Regions from separate parts of the Mus musculus genome. Here region 2 is linked to region 1. The links are chromatin loops, found by intact Hi-C in ENCODE. Cell type or tissue: left cerebral cortex. All regions are shown on one strand.

Region 1 (8,000 bases):
ACAGGATGGCTCCTTCATGAAGTGAGCGTGCAAGCCAAGTGGGTGAACGAACTGGAGCCGCTTGGTCACACCACACAAGCATCCGCAGGGTTCTACTTGGTAATACTATTCTGAGGGGAGGTGCGGGGAGGGAAAGAAACATTTGGATGGGGAATAACCTGCAGGCTTCCCACCGGCTGCGAATTTCACAGCTTTAAATTATGAAGCTTTCATATATGAAGTGAAAGCCGACCATAGAATACACCCAAAAGGCAGCTCTAACAATAAGTGAGGAAATCTGCCCATAACTCACTTCAGGTGAGGGCAAAGCTGGGAACATCTCAACGTGTCCCCTCCTGCAGCAGAAGGAGCCTTTTTAATGCAGGATTGCCAGAGAACTGTGGATGCTTCCTCACTGTGACAGGCTGCTACTCTGGGCACATTTTAGGGAGGGGAGTTATAAACACCTTCTGGGGTCTATTGTCAATAGCGGGGGGTGGGGGGGGTGGGGGACGATTGCAAACATCTTACTTTCTAAGGCTTTAATTATTAATAGTTAATTAGAACCAGGTTCTCAGTTTCAAACTCGCTATATATGGCTGAGGGTAGTAGTATGATTCTATTGTTTCTACCTTCTGAGCACTGGGGTCACGAGCCCGGCGGGGAATCCTACCCAGGGTTTGGTGCCTGAAATACTCTGGCCACTGACTTACAGCTTCAGCCCTCTTACAGGGTTTTAAATGCTGAAAACATCAGACAGAAAGATTCACAAGGCGGCAGCAGTGACTGGGACACCCGGGTACTTCAGTCCACTCTGTCAAACAGACTCTGCACCAGGTAGCTGAGAGTAGCAACACACACTTGCGAGCTTCGAGCTTCGCAGCGGCCGTTCCTCCCACCACCCAGACACCAGGGGATTAGAGGGGGACGATTGTCCCCTCCCCCACTCGCGTTTATGTCCAAGAACCAACTCTGAGGAAACTGGTTATACTCAGGTGTTACTCCCGCCTCCTCTGACAGGGACACCAAGACTCCCATGTAAGCTCATTAACAGGACAATTAATCCGCACCAAAAAAAAAATTAAAAAATTAAAAGAAAATAAAATCACAAACCCACCCAACACCTAGGAGAGCTTCAAGTCGAAGGCTAAGGGTACGGATGCGCAACGCATGCTCCCGCCCCCAGGGACTCGAAAGGGGCTCAGGCCAGGGCCACCTAGGGGTCGCACTGGGACAACCTGCGCTTAGGCGGCTTTGAAGAAGCCCGGCTCGGCGACCAGCAGGTAGGCAGGAGGGCGTGGGCACCGGCGAGCCGACGACGCGCAGAGTAAAGTTCAGGCCGGATCTCACCTCCCGGCGGCCACCTCGCTAAGACTGTCCCCCACTTCACAGTTCTTGGTGACTCCCGGTGGCTCGCACGCTCCCACCCACTCCAAACACCCGCCTCTCTTCTGTTCTCCCAAGCGGACTCAAGAGAAACGCAGAGATCAGGCTGGAGCGGCCCGGGAACATCGGGTGTTGCCTACATACCCAGCGCTAGCAGAGCGAGCTGTCCGGTCGCGGGGACCATCTTCCGAGCGCAGGGTGCTGCAGCCACCGCGCTCCCTGCGGTTGGCGAGTAGCCGCGCGCCGCCGCGGTGTGCGCGGGGGAAAAAGGCGCAGGCGACAGGGCCGGCCCCCCGGCGCGCGGGCGGAGGGACGACCGCGCCTCCCGGTGGCACTGGCCGGCGCGCTGCCCGCGGCGGAAACGGGAAAGAGGTGGAGGTTCCCGCCACCTCTCTGCCTTAGGCGACCGGGGAGAGGCGGACCACCCTCCCGCGATGGGGCGCCCCCGAAGGCGCAGGGGTGGGGACTGGAAGCCGGGGGCGGGGACCTGCGCCCCGATCGCGACAGCCAGTCACCACCCTGGGCCAAGGGCCAGGCAGGAAGCGCCTGGCTTCAGACACCTCCCTGCAGTGCTTGCGCCCAGGGTCGCCGCCCGAGTCCCCTGCGTAGTAGCCGCGTCCAGGCTGTAGGCGGCGGAGCGGAGTCGCTCAGGATCCAGTCACCTGTGCTAGGGGCTTCTCCAAGACACGCTTGAGCAGGAGACTGGAGACCCAGGAGCTTGGCCAGTTACCTGGCAAGGTCTGACTCAAGAAAAGCGCTCTCTTCATAGTCAGCCAAACACTCATTAAAGTCGAATTTCCACCTGTGTCCCCATCCTTGCTGGCCCCACTCTGAGTCTCCAGATACATTGTGAAGATCAGGGAATCTCTGTGTACCATGAACTTAATCTCGCATCAACCCTACTGTTCCACTGCTTCGGGGAAGCAGGAGCCGGAACAAGAGCTGGCTTTGTTACAATTAAGTGCAGAACTAAGGAGAAGCTGGTGGTGGGGGTCAGCTAGATGGCCCATTCAGGGGTTGTGTCTTTGAGATGGCCCCTGAATATGAACTATGAGAGGGAAACACAAGAAGGGAAGACTTCTTTTGGATAGAGAATGAATGGCCTGTGGGAGTTTGGGGATGTGTGTGTGTGCACATCCATAGGGGACAGTAACTCCAGAGAGACCACGACTAGGCATAGAGTAATCAGACTGACCCCTCTCCTGCTTCCTGCTGCCTAGCTGCTCGAGAGAAGACCCACTCTCCTAGCAGGTGGGGCGTTGGTCGGGTGTGTTGGACTTGGGATTCTCTTGCTGTCTCTTTAGCTGGATGCTCAAAGTTTCAGAGTTGAAAATTCCAGTTTATTGTAAGAACAAAGGACCTCGTCGATTCCAAAAGAAGGCCCAAGCGATTGGCCCTAATGTGTGGGTACTGTGTTAATTAACCAGCTTTCTGTTGCTGAGACAAAATGCACGCGGTAAGCAACTTAAAAGGAGATTTGGTTTTCTGTTCTAGTTCATGCTCCCTTGGCCAGTCTTGTAGCTTTGGGTCTGTGAAGGGGAAGGACACAATAGTGGGGAGCATGCGTCTCAGCTCAAAAGCAGGGGAGTGGGTCCCAATATCCCCTCCAAGGGTACACTCCCAGTGTTCTAACTTCCTCCAATAGGGCCCCACCTACTGAAGTCTCCACCATCTCTCTCTAGCGCCACCCACTGGGGGCCCAACCAAGCAGCAAAATGAGCTTTTAGGGGAGGAAAAAAAAACCCCTCCCAAACCAAAAAAACCAAACAAGCCAAACAACAACAAACAACAAACAACAAAATGGCGTTAAGTCCAAGCATCCTTTTGTCTTAATTGATTGATTAATGTTTTTGGAGACAGGATCTCACTATGTAGTCTCATCTGGCTTTGAACTCACAGAAATCTACCTGATTCTACCTCCAGAGTGACAAGATTTGAGACCTGTAGAGCCACACCAAGCTCCAAGTTCCCCCCCCCCCTTTTTTTTTTGAAAAAAAAAAAAGTTTATATTGCTTGTATAAGTTTTTTGATGGTATATGGTACATGTGTGTCTGGAGTCTGATCCTCCAGAACTATATAGGACCTGCTCCTCTGGCTCCTGACCCCCTGGAGCTGGTAACATATGATTACATACTACCAAGTGCTGGGAGCTGCTGCAAGATAACACGGGCTCTCACCCACCGAGCCATCTCTCCAGTCCCACCATAAGAGGAACAGTTAAGACCTGCACCATAACAGATGGGATGGTCCAATACAAAGCGGTGTGAGTTTATATAGAAAGCCATCCCTTCCCTACACTGACTAGAAACTATTGTACTTCCTTCTTTATGCTTGTGACTGGCTAGTGAGGGTCCCCAGACAGTCATTTTCTCCATCCATTGCATAGAACTTTCCTATGGCCTTCAGCACGAGGGCTCACTTCCTTCAGTTTGACCTGGTCCTGTCCTGGGGCTTGCCTGTTCCCTTGGCTACAAGAGGCAAGGAATCAGGGCTGGGGACTGGAACACGTGCAGAGCAGCGGCTGAGGTTGGCTGCCAGCTGTCTGGGAATCAGATGTCCTGGTCCTCTGCCCACTGCCCACACACTGTTGAGGCTGGCAGAACCAAGCAAGTGGGCTGGTCCCCTGAAGGGCTAGAAAATATTTTAATCAGAAGATAATTTGTGGGGCTGTAGAGATGGCTCAGAGGTTAAGAGCAGTTGCTACTTTTGCAGAGGACTAAATATGTACAGTGGGAATTCTAGTACTCAACGTGGTGGTTCAAAACCATCCATAACTCCAGTTCCAGGAAACCCGGTGCCCTCTTCTGACCTCAATGGGCACTAAGCATACGCATGATACACGTACACACATACAGGTAAACACCCACATATTTTGCCAGCTTGCAAACTAGAAAGTACACAACTCCAAGTACATTCTTTCTTTCTGTCTCCACCTCTTCCTCCACTCTGTCCCTGCCTCACTGCCTCCCCCTCACACCTTCTTCTCTTCCCCTCTCTGTCTGTCTATCTTTTTTAGGGTGGGCCTTGTTATATAGCTGGGAACTTTCTATTCTCCTGCCCGGGCCTCTTCATTGCTGGAACAACAGAAGTGTGCCACCACACCTGGTTTAGAACATGCCCTAATACTTGAAAATCATTTGTTGTTCCCCAAGATTTTCTTGAACTGGTATAATATGGTTTTAGAACATTCCAGCTTTTTAAAAAAAAAACCTTTTATGTGCATATGTGTGGCGTGCTTATGCGTATATGCATGTTTGTATGTATGGGTGCCTGTGCACAAATGTGCACACATGCAGAGGCCAGAGGTTGAATCATCCTCATCTTTCCTTCTACCTCATTCATTCATTAAGGCAAGGTCTCTCAATCAAGCCCAGAGCTCACTGATCGGGCTGGTCTGCTAGCCATCTTCCTCTATGATCCCCTGTCTCTTCTTCCCAAGGCTGAAATTTTGGGAGAGCTATTACTCCACCCAGTATTTATGTGGATTCTGGGGCTCTGGACTCCAGTTCTCATGCTTGCATGCCAAGCACTGTAACCACTGAGCCGTCTCTCCAGATACCTTCCAGTTTCTTCTAGCGAATAGATCATCAGGTTTGGGAAGCAAATAGCAAGAGTGATGTTGAAAGCTAAGTTTGTTCCATGATCTCTCTGCTCCACTGCCTCAGTTTCCCACATTTTATTAAAGATAAGACTTATTGGGACTGTAGGAGAACTAGATGCCAGAGTTTGTCTACTTGACAGTGTTTCATCTGAACAAAGCTGGCTATTAAAGTTCCCTTGGTGGGCTTGCCTCTCCATTCCATGTTCCCCACTCTTCCCTGGCTTAATCATTCCATGTCAATTTCCTTGCTCACGGGTACACATACATGCATGCCCACACCTCCACGCCTACACACATCTATCTGCATGTGCACACGTACACACTGATATGTTTCAGCTATACAAAATCCATTGCTGTCTGAGCTGAGTAAGTCCCAGTGGTGTCCTTGGGTCTGCGAGGAGACTCAAGGTACCCTCCTTCCCCTGCATTCCTGAGACTCTTTCCCTGTGTGCACGCAGAGCTCTCTTTACAAGAATATCCCCTGGATCGAGCAAGGGGGATTCACTCTGCAGAGCCAATCATGCGCATCCCTGAGCAAACAAGAGGACACTGGCAGCACTGGGGCAGAGAACACCAGTCTCAGCCCAGGTGACTTTCATCCAAATTCTGAGGGTGTGTTTAGCGGGGTCTTCACCCACTTCCCCAGTCTCCCCTCATTCCTGATTACGGGGTGTCACAGGTCCTAGTGCTTTCATCTGGCATTCAGCCAGCCAAGCTGGCCTTGGGTAAACAGTCCCAGAAGTTTCTAGAAGGTCTTGAGGAGGAAATACAGCCATGGGTGTGAGAGGGAAGATAGCACCCATAAACCAGTCTCAGAGCCAGTGGCCTGCTGGCTTCAGCACGTACAGGACCTTCACTTAGGAAGCAACACATGGCAAGGGGGGAGAGGGGAATAGAGAGGCACCTGCCAGATGGTAAAGGTTAGAAGTCATTGGTCATGGGGGACCCGTTTGGAAGACTCTGGTAATTGAGTTTTGGCGGAATGAGGAGATTCTACCATGACAAGGGATTTAGGGAGAGAAATGGATGCAGAGGGGGCGGATTGTCTAAGCTTCAACCCCATGGAAGCCCAGCTGTCAGTGTGTCCCCTGCTCTAGGGGAGGGCATAGAAGGGCATGTATGCTGGGCTTGTTTTGAGTCTTCCTTGCTGTGGGGAGCTCTGCCTTTAGGCACCTGGGTGGCTTTCATTGCCGGTGCTGTTCAGTGCTGATGTGACTCCTGCTTCCAACTAATGCCTGGTGTGCTGGCTGACCTCAGATGTGGAGACTGGACATATGAATTATCCCAAATCCTTCCATCCTAGACTACAATGTCCCCAAAGCCTGGGTGGAAGCTTGGTGTCAATGAACCTGTAGTGGTACACGCTGGTCAAGGCACTGGTTTAGAAGCTCGTGGACCTTGAAACACTACTAGTTGTCACAGCAGGGGCATTGTCATCTAACTCAGCTTGGGAACTTCTTAGGGGCCTGGATGCAACACAGACAAACCTACTCTGGGCTCAGCACATCATGTGGCAGTCCCCTCCCCCACCCCCACATGTTCAGAAGCAGGAGAGTAGTTCAGCTGGGCATCCAGTTATGGGTCCATTCTCTTTGCTGATGTGCCCTAGTAGTCTTGAATTCACTGTTACACTTTTCTGGAGAGTGGGAAGATGGCCTCTGGAATTCTTAGCCATTCCTATGGAAAAGTCCCAAATCTACTACCTGGAAACCCTTAAGCAGGTTCAGCTCGTGATGCTGACAGAAACAGTGATGCTCAGAAGTAAGAGGGTGGGGTAGTGGAGGGAGAAAGAAGGCAGGGGAGGTGGCTCAGTCATCAGAGCGCTTGCTATGGAAGTTTGAAGACCTAGAATCCATCCCTAGATAATGTACACACACACACACACACATGCACACACGCATACATGCACATTACAGGCATGCACCTGTAACTCCAGCACAGTGGAGAAAAGAGAGCGCTGGGTCCCTGGGACTCTCCAGTGTAGTCTACTTGTCAAGTTCTAAGCCAATGAGAGATGCAGTTAACAAATGAACAGCACCTCAGGAACCAAGGTTGTCCTGTGGTTGCCTCACACAGTTATGCACATGGGCACACACACACACACACACACACACACACACACACACACACCTAAAGATAAAGGACAGAAAAATCAAGGCAAATGGGACTTGCTCATCACTACCCGATGAACTCAATAAATTCTCCCTAAGGTCAAAGGAAAGGGGAAATGAAAAACAGGACAGATAAGACAGACAACAGTCAAAATATTTTTAACAGGATGCTCAGGAAGACAGCAGAGGGTGACAAAGGAGACTCTGGTCTTCTGTCCCAAACCAGAGGTAGCAGGAAGGAGGGAGGAGATATATCTCACATCTCCATGGAGATGGAGACTTCGTTCAGAGAGACTGCAAATATCAGGACATATCTGTACTGACAGGCAAGTGTGTCCTCACAGCCAACTTTCAAATTGCATGAGGAGCATGTGGGAAGCAAGGACAGAGTGGCGCCTATGGCACTGACCAAAAGCTGCGAGAGGAGAGATCAGACACCAGAGGGATCAGGTCAGCTGGAGAGAAGGCTTAGCAGCCTTCTAATTGATGATGAGAGCCCAGGGATGGTCAGCGTCCCTGTGGTAGGAGTCTGTGCAGGCAATGGCTTCTTCACTGTGTCCGCTCCTGTTTGTAATACAGCTTTCGCTGAGAGCCTGTTGTTTCCCAGGAACCTGACTTTGGGCAAGCCCTTCTGCTCTGTGGGAGATGATGAGGAAAGGAGAGTCAGGGTGCTTCCAAATGAACCTTGTCATATTGATGTTTGTCGGACAATGCCAAAGACCACAAAGCCATTGCCATGGAATTCTGAGAGGAAATGGTTGGGATACAAAACTTGGTTTCTTATCAAGATAGTTCAGATAAGAAACTATAAAAATGTCAACCACCTGTGTACCACCCCGAGTGAAAAATATTCCGCAGAAAATACCCCAGCCAAGTCAACAAAACAGACTGAACAAGGTGGAGGAAGCAAGAGCCAGCGTTGA
Region 2 (8,000 bases), 160 kb before region 1:
CCTTCCCTTCTTCCTTTCCTCCCTCCAGTCCCCCCTGTGACCCTTCTCAAACCCTCCATTCTCCCCTAGAGTTGACAACCGCCATATCTTTGATTATTTGTTGCATATATGTGTATATGTATATACATACATGCACATATAACATGTATAGTTATATACACACATACATATATAACTTATATACATATACGATGCATACATATATCAGGACCTGCTGGGTTTTGTTTTTTTTGTTTGTGTGTATATGGTTTCAAGGCTGACCACCCTGCGTTGGACAACCATGAAAGGGCTCATCTCTGGGAGATGCTAATTCTCCTTTTCCCCAGCTGTCAATACTTGCCTGCTGTTCTTTGTCTAGGAGCAGGACACCACACAATTTTCCACATTAACAGGTTCATTGATGTCGCTGCTGTTCTGGTCTTGTTTATGTAGTCATTTTTAGGAGAGACTGTTTCACAGCAGATTTCCTGGTGTTTTGACTTCTAGATTCTTTTCACTCCTGTTTCCACCATGTTCCCGAGCTATAAATTCTGGAGCTGTGATGCAGATGTATCTGTGGGGTCTGGGCTCCCCATGATTCGTTAATCTCTGCATTGTGTTGAATTGTGGTTTTCTGTTGTAGGCTCTGTTTGTTGTAAAGAGAAACTTCTTTGATGAATTATGGTGGCTACATATATCTGTGATGTAAAAATAGAGTTTAGAGCCAGGCGTGGAGGCTGCCATTTTTTTTTGAAGGAAGTTGGAGACAATTATAAATTTATAAATCTGCCTGATAAGTTATGGCAGCAGCTCTGACCCTGGAGTTGTCTCAAGAAGCAAGGGCTGTGCAAGACTTCCAGTGGCTGCTAGAGAGGGAGCTCTGAGTCCACAACTGTGAAGGGTGGCCATTAGGGCAAGAGTGGGGGTCAGGCTGAGGCTCACAGGCCACGGGCATATAGCAAACTGGGGCTAAGCCAGTGAGAGCTGCTGGTGCTCCCACCACGAGCTCGCCAGTCCAAGCTGGCTATGAGTGGGAGCAGCCCACAAAAGACACTGCCATTGAGGCCTTCCAGACCCAACTTGCTCTTGATGAGGGCACTGCTGCTCTTAAGTTATTTGAAGCAGAGTTGGTACTCATACAGTCTCTCCTCTTGGCTGATGTCCACACCCACAGAGGGCTGGGCTGCCAAAAGGTCATCGATGAGGGCCAGGAACTGCTACAGAATCAGCTTCAGTGTGGTACACCCAGTCTGGACATACTCTCATACCCAGTCTGCAAACATGTCTTCATCTGTGGCAGCATGGTGGTGCACAGGTCCAGCTTCCACAGGGAAGCCTCCTCCTCCTCCTCCTCCTCCTCCTCCTTTTCTTTTTTTCTTTTTTGGTTTTTTGAGACAGGGTTTCTCTGTGTAGCCCTGGCTGTCCTGGAACTCACTTTGTAGACCAGGCTGGCCTCGAACTCAGAAATCCGCCTGCCTCTGCCTTCCAAGTGCTGGGATTAAAGGTATGTGCCACCACTGCCCGGCTTGGGAGGCCTTCTTTTGACAGTGTACAGGAGGTCCATCAACACAGACAGGTCACTGATGGACTAGAGTTCGCTGATGTCTTGATACATCCTGTGGTGCACATGGAGGACAAGATGGTGCACATCTTGTGGCCAGTGAGCAGCACACAGATGGTATTGTGGCCTTCCCCTACCTGTGCCATTCTCATCTATTAGCTCTGCCTGCTGGATACCTTCATAGCAGGCAGGAAGTCAGATTAGGCCAATGGCTCATTCTATATGGCAGGGAAGGTGACAGGCTCAGTCTTGGGTGCAGCAATGGAGGTCAGGATGGGACCTCGAGATCTGGTACCAGCAACTGCACATCCATGAGTGGGCTGGGTTTTGAGGCCTCCTTTGCTGTGACTGTGTCATCCTCTGGGAGTGCTGGGAAGGGCTCACTTCCGCAGGGTTGTGTCCGACTGATGCTGGTCTTGGGCTGGACGAGCTCATTGTAGTGCTCAGAACTCTGGATCTCTGCCTGGGACTCACACTCGGCCCTGCCATCTTCATTGTTGGGGCCGTGCTGCCCACTCTCTGAGGCTTGCTGCAGATCACGATGGGCCACCCATAGATGTGGCAGAGGGAGACACCAGGGTTGGGGGTGAGCAGTTCCTGCTGTTTCCCTCCCAAGCTTCCCCAACACTATGGCCCCTTTATGCTTTCCTGGTTTCTGTCATTACTCCATGTTTTATAATTGTGTCTGGGTATCTGGAGCCAAGAGCTACAGAAGAGAGGGAACATTTGTCGTCCTAGGTCTGGGTTACTCACTCAGCATGGTCTTTTCTAGTTCCATCCATTTGCCTGCAAATTTCATGATTAAACTTTTCTTTACAGACGAATAATATTCCATAGTGTATATGTACCACATTTTCATTATCCATTCATCTGTCAAAGGACATTTAATTTGTTTTCTTTTTCTTTGATATTGTAAATAAGGAAATAGGAAGCATTGCTTAGAAAGGATCTGGGGAGTAGGGTCTCCAGTCTTTTGGGCAGATGCCCATGAGTGGTATACCTGGATCATATGATAGTTTGATGTGGATTCTTTATAGTGATTTCCAGAGTAGCTGCACCAATTTGCATTCCTGTCAACAGTTAATCGGGGTTTGACCTCTCTCTCCACAACCCGGAAGCATCTGTTGTCAATTGTTTTGTTGATTAAAAAAAAAAAGACTTTATTTATTTTATGTATATGAGTACACTGTAGCTGTCTTCAGACACACCAGAAGAGGGCATCAGATCCCATTACAGATGGTTGTGAGCCACCATGTGGTTGCTGGGATTTGGACTCAGGACCTCTGGAAGAGCAGTCAGTGCTCTTAACCTGAGCCATCTCTCTAGCCCTGTTTTATTGATTTTGACCATTCTGACTGGGAAGAGACAAAACCTCAAAGTTGTTTTAATTTGCATTTCTCTGGTACTAAGGATGATGACCACATTTATGGTATTTCTTAGCCATTTTTATTTCTTCAACAATTGAGAACTCTCTATTCAGATTTCTAGCGGACTTTTTAAATGGGTAGGCTTCACTAATGGTAAATTAGTGCACACAAGCAAATATTGATTGACAGTCTCACAACATTACCTTACCTTGGTCATTAGATTTCCATTCTAGACTTTTCTGTTTTGCTTCCTCTTGAGGCACACAGAGAACTGATTTCATGGTCACCGTTCTCAGTGCTGCTTGCTGCAGGCCAAATCATCTCTGTGGGCTGAGCAGATGGCTCAGCAGTTGATTGCACACACTGCTCTTGCAGAGGACCTGAGTTCAGTTCCCACCACCTACAGAGAGTGGCTCACAGTTGCCTGTAAATTCAGCTCCAGGGTACCCAACACTCCCTTCTGGCCTCTCTGGGCACCCACATAAAGGTGCACCCATGTACAGATATGTGTACATGCACATAAATAAAAGAAAAAAATCATCTTGGTCTACAGCTAAGTTACCCTGAATGTATCCACACCCGTTTGACCTCAGAAGCTAAGCAGAGTCAGGCCTGGCTAGTACTTGGGTAGATGAAATAATCTCACAGCGTAGTGGCGTATGGGCTGGGAAGATGGCACAGTTGTTAAACTGCTTGCTACACAAACATGAGGATCTGAGTTTGAGTTCCAGAGTGTAGATGAAAGTGATGGTCACTGTGATGTGCATGTGTGCTCTTCCTGCTGCAGAGACAGAGACCAGAAGGTCCCTGAGGCCTGAGAACCACAGCCTAGCCAAACTGGTGATTGCCCAGGTCCCAGTAAGAGATTGTGTCTCAAAAAAGCAGGCTAAGAAGTAGCTGAGGAATAATACCTTAGGCTGACCTCTGGCCTTTATATGTACCAGCGCACACAGACACACACAGACACACACACAGACACACACAGACACAGACACAGACACACACACACACACACACACACACACAGACACACACACAGACACACACACACACACACACACACACACACACACACACACAGATAGACAGACATACCCACCTACTCAGCCACTCACATACCCTAATACTTTAAAGCAATAATAATTTTATTGTCTTTTTTCATTTTTTTCCATAGGGCAGGAATTTGAGGAGGACTCAGCTGGACTGTTCTGACTTAGATTGTCTCTTCAATTTAGTAAGTAGCTAGGGCTGCATCAGAATGGCCTGACTTGCCTTGTCTCTCGTCACTGGCATTTTCTGCAGGCTTTGTTGCATGGTTGCATTAGGCTTCCTCACAGAATACCAGCCCATGGCACTGCCACTGCTGAAGGTGTGACAGGGTCCCAGGAACCCAGGGTCCCAGGTCCAGCAGAAGTTCGCCAAGCCTTGGAAGTCACATAGCATCGTTTCCACAATGACCTCCAACCTACCAGATTGAAGAAAGGAACTGCATCTCACAGTGGACAGATGACAAAGCATGGGAGTGAGCCGAAAGCTAGAATGGAAGGGAGCCCTGCCCACTGAGGGCAACAATGTCTTTGAAAGACATTCCTCAAGAGGGCACTGTTGTCACAAGACAATCAATCATTCTAGTTCAGGACACTGGCAGAGAGGATGTTGGTATTGGCCTTGGTCCTCTTTCCTGTTGCATGGAGCCCGTGGCAGGAACAGCGTATACGGCCATGCGTGCCTCCTGGTGGAAGAGAACCCAGCCAGTGGGTAGCATGTATGTAAAGGCACTTTTCACAAAGGATCTACTTTGAAAGCTAGGCAAGTGGTGCCTGTGGGTCTCAGGCAGAGGTCCAAGCTTTGGGTAGGATGTACTAGTATTTTTTGTAGAAGCTACAATCCGGAAGGGCTGGCTTGAAAGGCTGATGGAGACAGCCAGTGGATGAGATTGTTTACTGAGGGTCTATGTTGCGCGCGCCCCCAACTCGCCAGCAAGAACGACGCTGCTACAGGATCCTTCTGCACACGTTTATTCAGTCCTGTTTCTTCTTTCTCTATATTTCCCTTGTTTATATCTCCCTTGTTTATATCTCCCTTGTTTTTATATCTCCCTTGTTTTTATATCTCCCCCGAACCCTGGGCCTCTCACTCCTTTTATACTCTCTCTCATCCACGCACTGCAGGCCACGCCGCCTCACCAGGCACGCAGCCTCAGCTAATCAGGGCAGCAGGGGCAAAATTATTAGTTGAGCTATTTTGTCTCTTTGTGATATAGAAAAGACAACTTGAGGACAAGAACAGAGAACCTGAAGTTCCCCTTTGCAATCCTGATCTACAACTCCAGGGTGGACAATAAGACCTTGTAGGCTGCAAGAGCCTGCCTCTGTCATTATTGTCCAGTGGCTTCACCTGCTCGGGAGAGCGCCTTCCAGGCCCTAATAGCCTTTTCATCTGATTCAGAACTACTAAGAACTGGCTCCTTGAGCTCACCTAGTGATGAGTATAGGCTCCTTCTCCTAAAAACCTCTGCTGATTGATCTTTTTTCTTTTCTTTTTCCTTCTCCTTCCTTCTAATCTCTCCCCAGGTATTCTTACCTGACCTAAACTTTTCCTCAGGTTCAAGACCCTTGGAAAGGCCTGTATACTTATTTTGTGAACCATATTTTCTCTTTGCTCCTATTCTCTCTCCCCGCTTTACTTCTGATAGATTGTCCTGAACTTCATCCAGAATCCGCCCTGCCTTAACCACTTGATAACATGTGAAAAGGAACAAAAGGGCTTCTAACACTAGAGAAAGTTCAAGGCCAAACATACCTTATAAAGCTATTTTCCACTTTACTTCTGATAGACTGTCTTGAATTTCCTTAGAAAGTTCAAGGCCAGGCTTACCTCGTAAAGCTATACTTACGGGTTACCGCCGTTCCCCAGCTGAAAAGTTCTGAATTCATGCAGTTGAATCCTTCTTAACAGTCTGCTTTACGGGAACCTTTATTACCGCGACCCGCAGTTCTGGTTCTGGAATGAGGGATCTTCCTTGCGCCAGTCCCGAGTTTTTTCTCGTCCCGGAATTCGGCACCAATTGTTATTAGACGCGTTCTCACGACCGGCCAGGAAGAACACCACAGACCAGAATCTTCTGCGGCAAAGCTTTATTTCTTACATCTTCAGGAGCAGGAGTGTAAGAAGCAAGAGAGCAAGCCCGCAAGAAGCAAGAGAGCAAGCCAGCAAATGGCGAAACCCCATCCCTTTTTAAGGAGAATTATCCTCCACCTAGGATGTATTACTCCCTGATTGGCTGCAGCCCATCGGCCCAGTTGTCATCACGGGAAAGGCAGAACACATGGTGGGAAAACTGCCCCTGCATGTGTGCAGACTATGTTTACCACTTAGAACACAGCTGTCAGTGCCATCTTATAATGGCAAATGTGAGGGCGGCTCCTCACAGGTCTAGAGTCAGAAGGAAAAGGGCCACCGAGAGAAAGCCAGAGGTCATCAATATTTGTAGAGAAGAGCTGGAAAGGAAGGCTTAAACTTAAAACAGTGTGGTCAGAGAAGTGGAAAGAATACGCAGTGTCACCAGTGACTGGGGCAGAGGCAGTTTCTAGGAAGAGGGGCTGCTCCTCATGGTCAAGTGTACTTACAAGGCAGTGTGGCCCAGTGGGCAGAGTGTTTGTCTCACATTCACAGAGCCATGGATTAAATTCATAGTTCCTCAAAGTAAACCAGGTATGATGGTGCAGTGCCAGCATCCCCTCCCCCGAGAAGATCAGAAGTTCCTCGTTGTCCTTGGCCTTGGAGGCTAAACCTGGGCTGCATCAGATCCAGGCTCAGAACAACAGCAGAAGATCTGAAAACAAGGAGGTCACTGGTGACTTCAGTGATGACATTTGCAGGAAGCCAGGAAGGCTATCATTAGCCAGATTATAGGGAAGGATGGTGGCCCGAGAGGATCAAGTCTATGAGTCCTGTTTTTGTTTGTTTTTTTGAGATAGGATCTCTACAATGCTGGCTGACCTGGAACTTGCTATGTAGGTCACAAGGGCCTCGAATTCACAGTAATGCTCCTGCCTCAGCTTCCCAAGTGCTAGGATCATAGGCATGAGCCATCATGCCATGCACAAGAGATTACTGTGTTTTAAAATCTTGGGTAAGAGCTGGTGAGATGGCCCAGTGGATAAAGTGTTCGTTGTCAGTACTGACTAATTGAGTTCTGTCTCCAGGATTCCTATGGTGGGAGGGAAGAATCAGTCCCCTCAGGTTGTCCTCTGATCTCCATATACACAAGTCTCCCACCCCAATAAACAAAGAAATGTAAGTTAAATGTACTTAAGCACAAAGCAAAGGTTTGGGTAAGACTACACTTGTGTACAGGCAAGGGAAGGGTCAGGGCGAGAAATCAAGGCTAGAAGAGGAACATCTGAGGTGTTTTGGCCTGGAAAGAAGTGGAGTTCAATATCAGGTGAAGGTCTGAGCCCCAGGAGGGTTGGGTGGTCCTCCTTCCAGGAGTCATAGCCCGGGGATAGATGGAGATGTAGGAAGCCAGCTCAAGTGTGCGGGGTGAGCAGCGCAGAGCATGAGTGTCGAAGTGTCCCAGAGAAGTGTGGAAGTCTGCCTGGGCTCAGTCTGCACTGGTTCTGTAAACCTAGCTAATGCATATTCTCTATTGTGGTTTGACAAAAATGATCTTCTCCTAACAACAATATGGAGATTGGAAGGCAGGGCTATCTGAGGCCCTGGCCTCTTTCTGGCTTTTCCTTGCTTCACGGAGGCATGAAAAGAATGTGTTTGTGAGGGAAGGGGAGACATGGCATTCCAGGTCAGTCCTGCAGCTCAGAGCATCACAGGGCTGGAGCCTTGCTGAGTCGCATTGCCTAGGAGACAAGAAATAACAGTTATGACTCTGTGCTGTCTGGAAGGAGAGGTTGGTATGAAGAGTGTGTCCTGATGACTTTTGCCCTGGGAATAATGGAGGGAGGAGGGGAGGATGGTAGGAGCCAGTTAGGTGTGCATGGCAATTGAGGGGGTCCACTGGGGATGGATGTGAAGAGAAATGATATGGCCTTGTGCATGTGTGTGTGTGTCTTTTCATTTTCATGTGTATGTGC

The links. A loop is a pair of places that touch in the nucleus more often than their neighbours do. Peaks named below come from ENCODE experiments on the same cell type or tissue, not always from the same donor. Only the 100,000 strongest peaks of a DNase experiment are listed, where the experiment ranks them.
Region 2: a loop joins it to region 1, with 3 times the contacts of the local background. A loop is called at or near these places in 6 of 42 quality-filtered maps.

What each region holds. Positions count from the first base shown.
Region 1 is chr6:86,189,055-86,197,054 of GRCm38, reverse strand. It overlaps Tgfa (transforming growth factor alpha), which reads right to left and starts at 1,833. Exons shown (of 6, transcript NM_031199.5): 1 at 1,510-1,833. The coding sequence starts at 1,549. In left cerebral cortex, CTCF peaks have their summits at 1,184, 1,978 and 3,058 (motif pointing left); DNase peaks (open chromatin) are centred at 1,629, 1,891, 3,038, 3,904 and 2 more places; H3K4me3 peaks cover 2,239 bases; H3K27ac peaks cover 1,710 bases.
Region 2 is chr6:86,345,977-86,353,976 of GRCm38, reverse strand. It overlaps the pseudogene Gm18862. Among named protein-coding and RNA genes, the nearest start is that of Fam136a, 16 kb to the left of the region's middle. In left cerebral cortex, a CTCF peak has its summit at 4,500 (motif pointing right); a DNase peak (open chromatin) is centred at 4,529.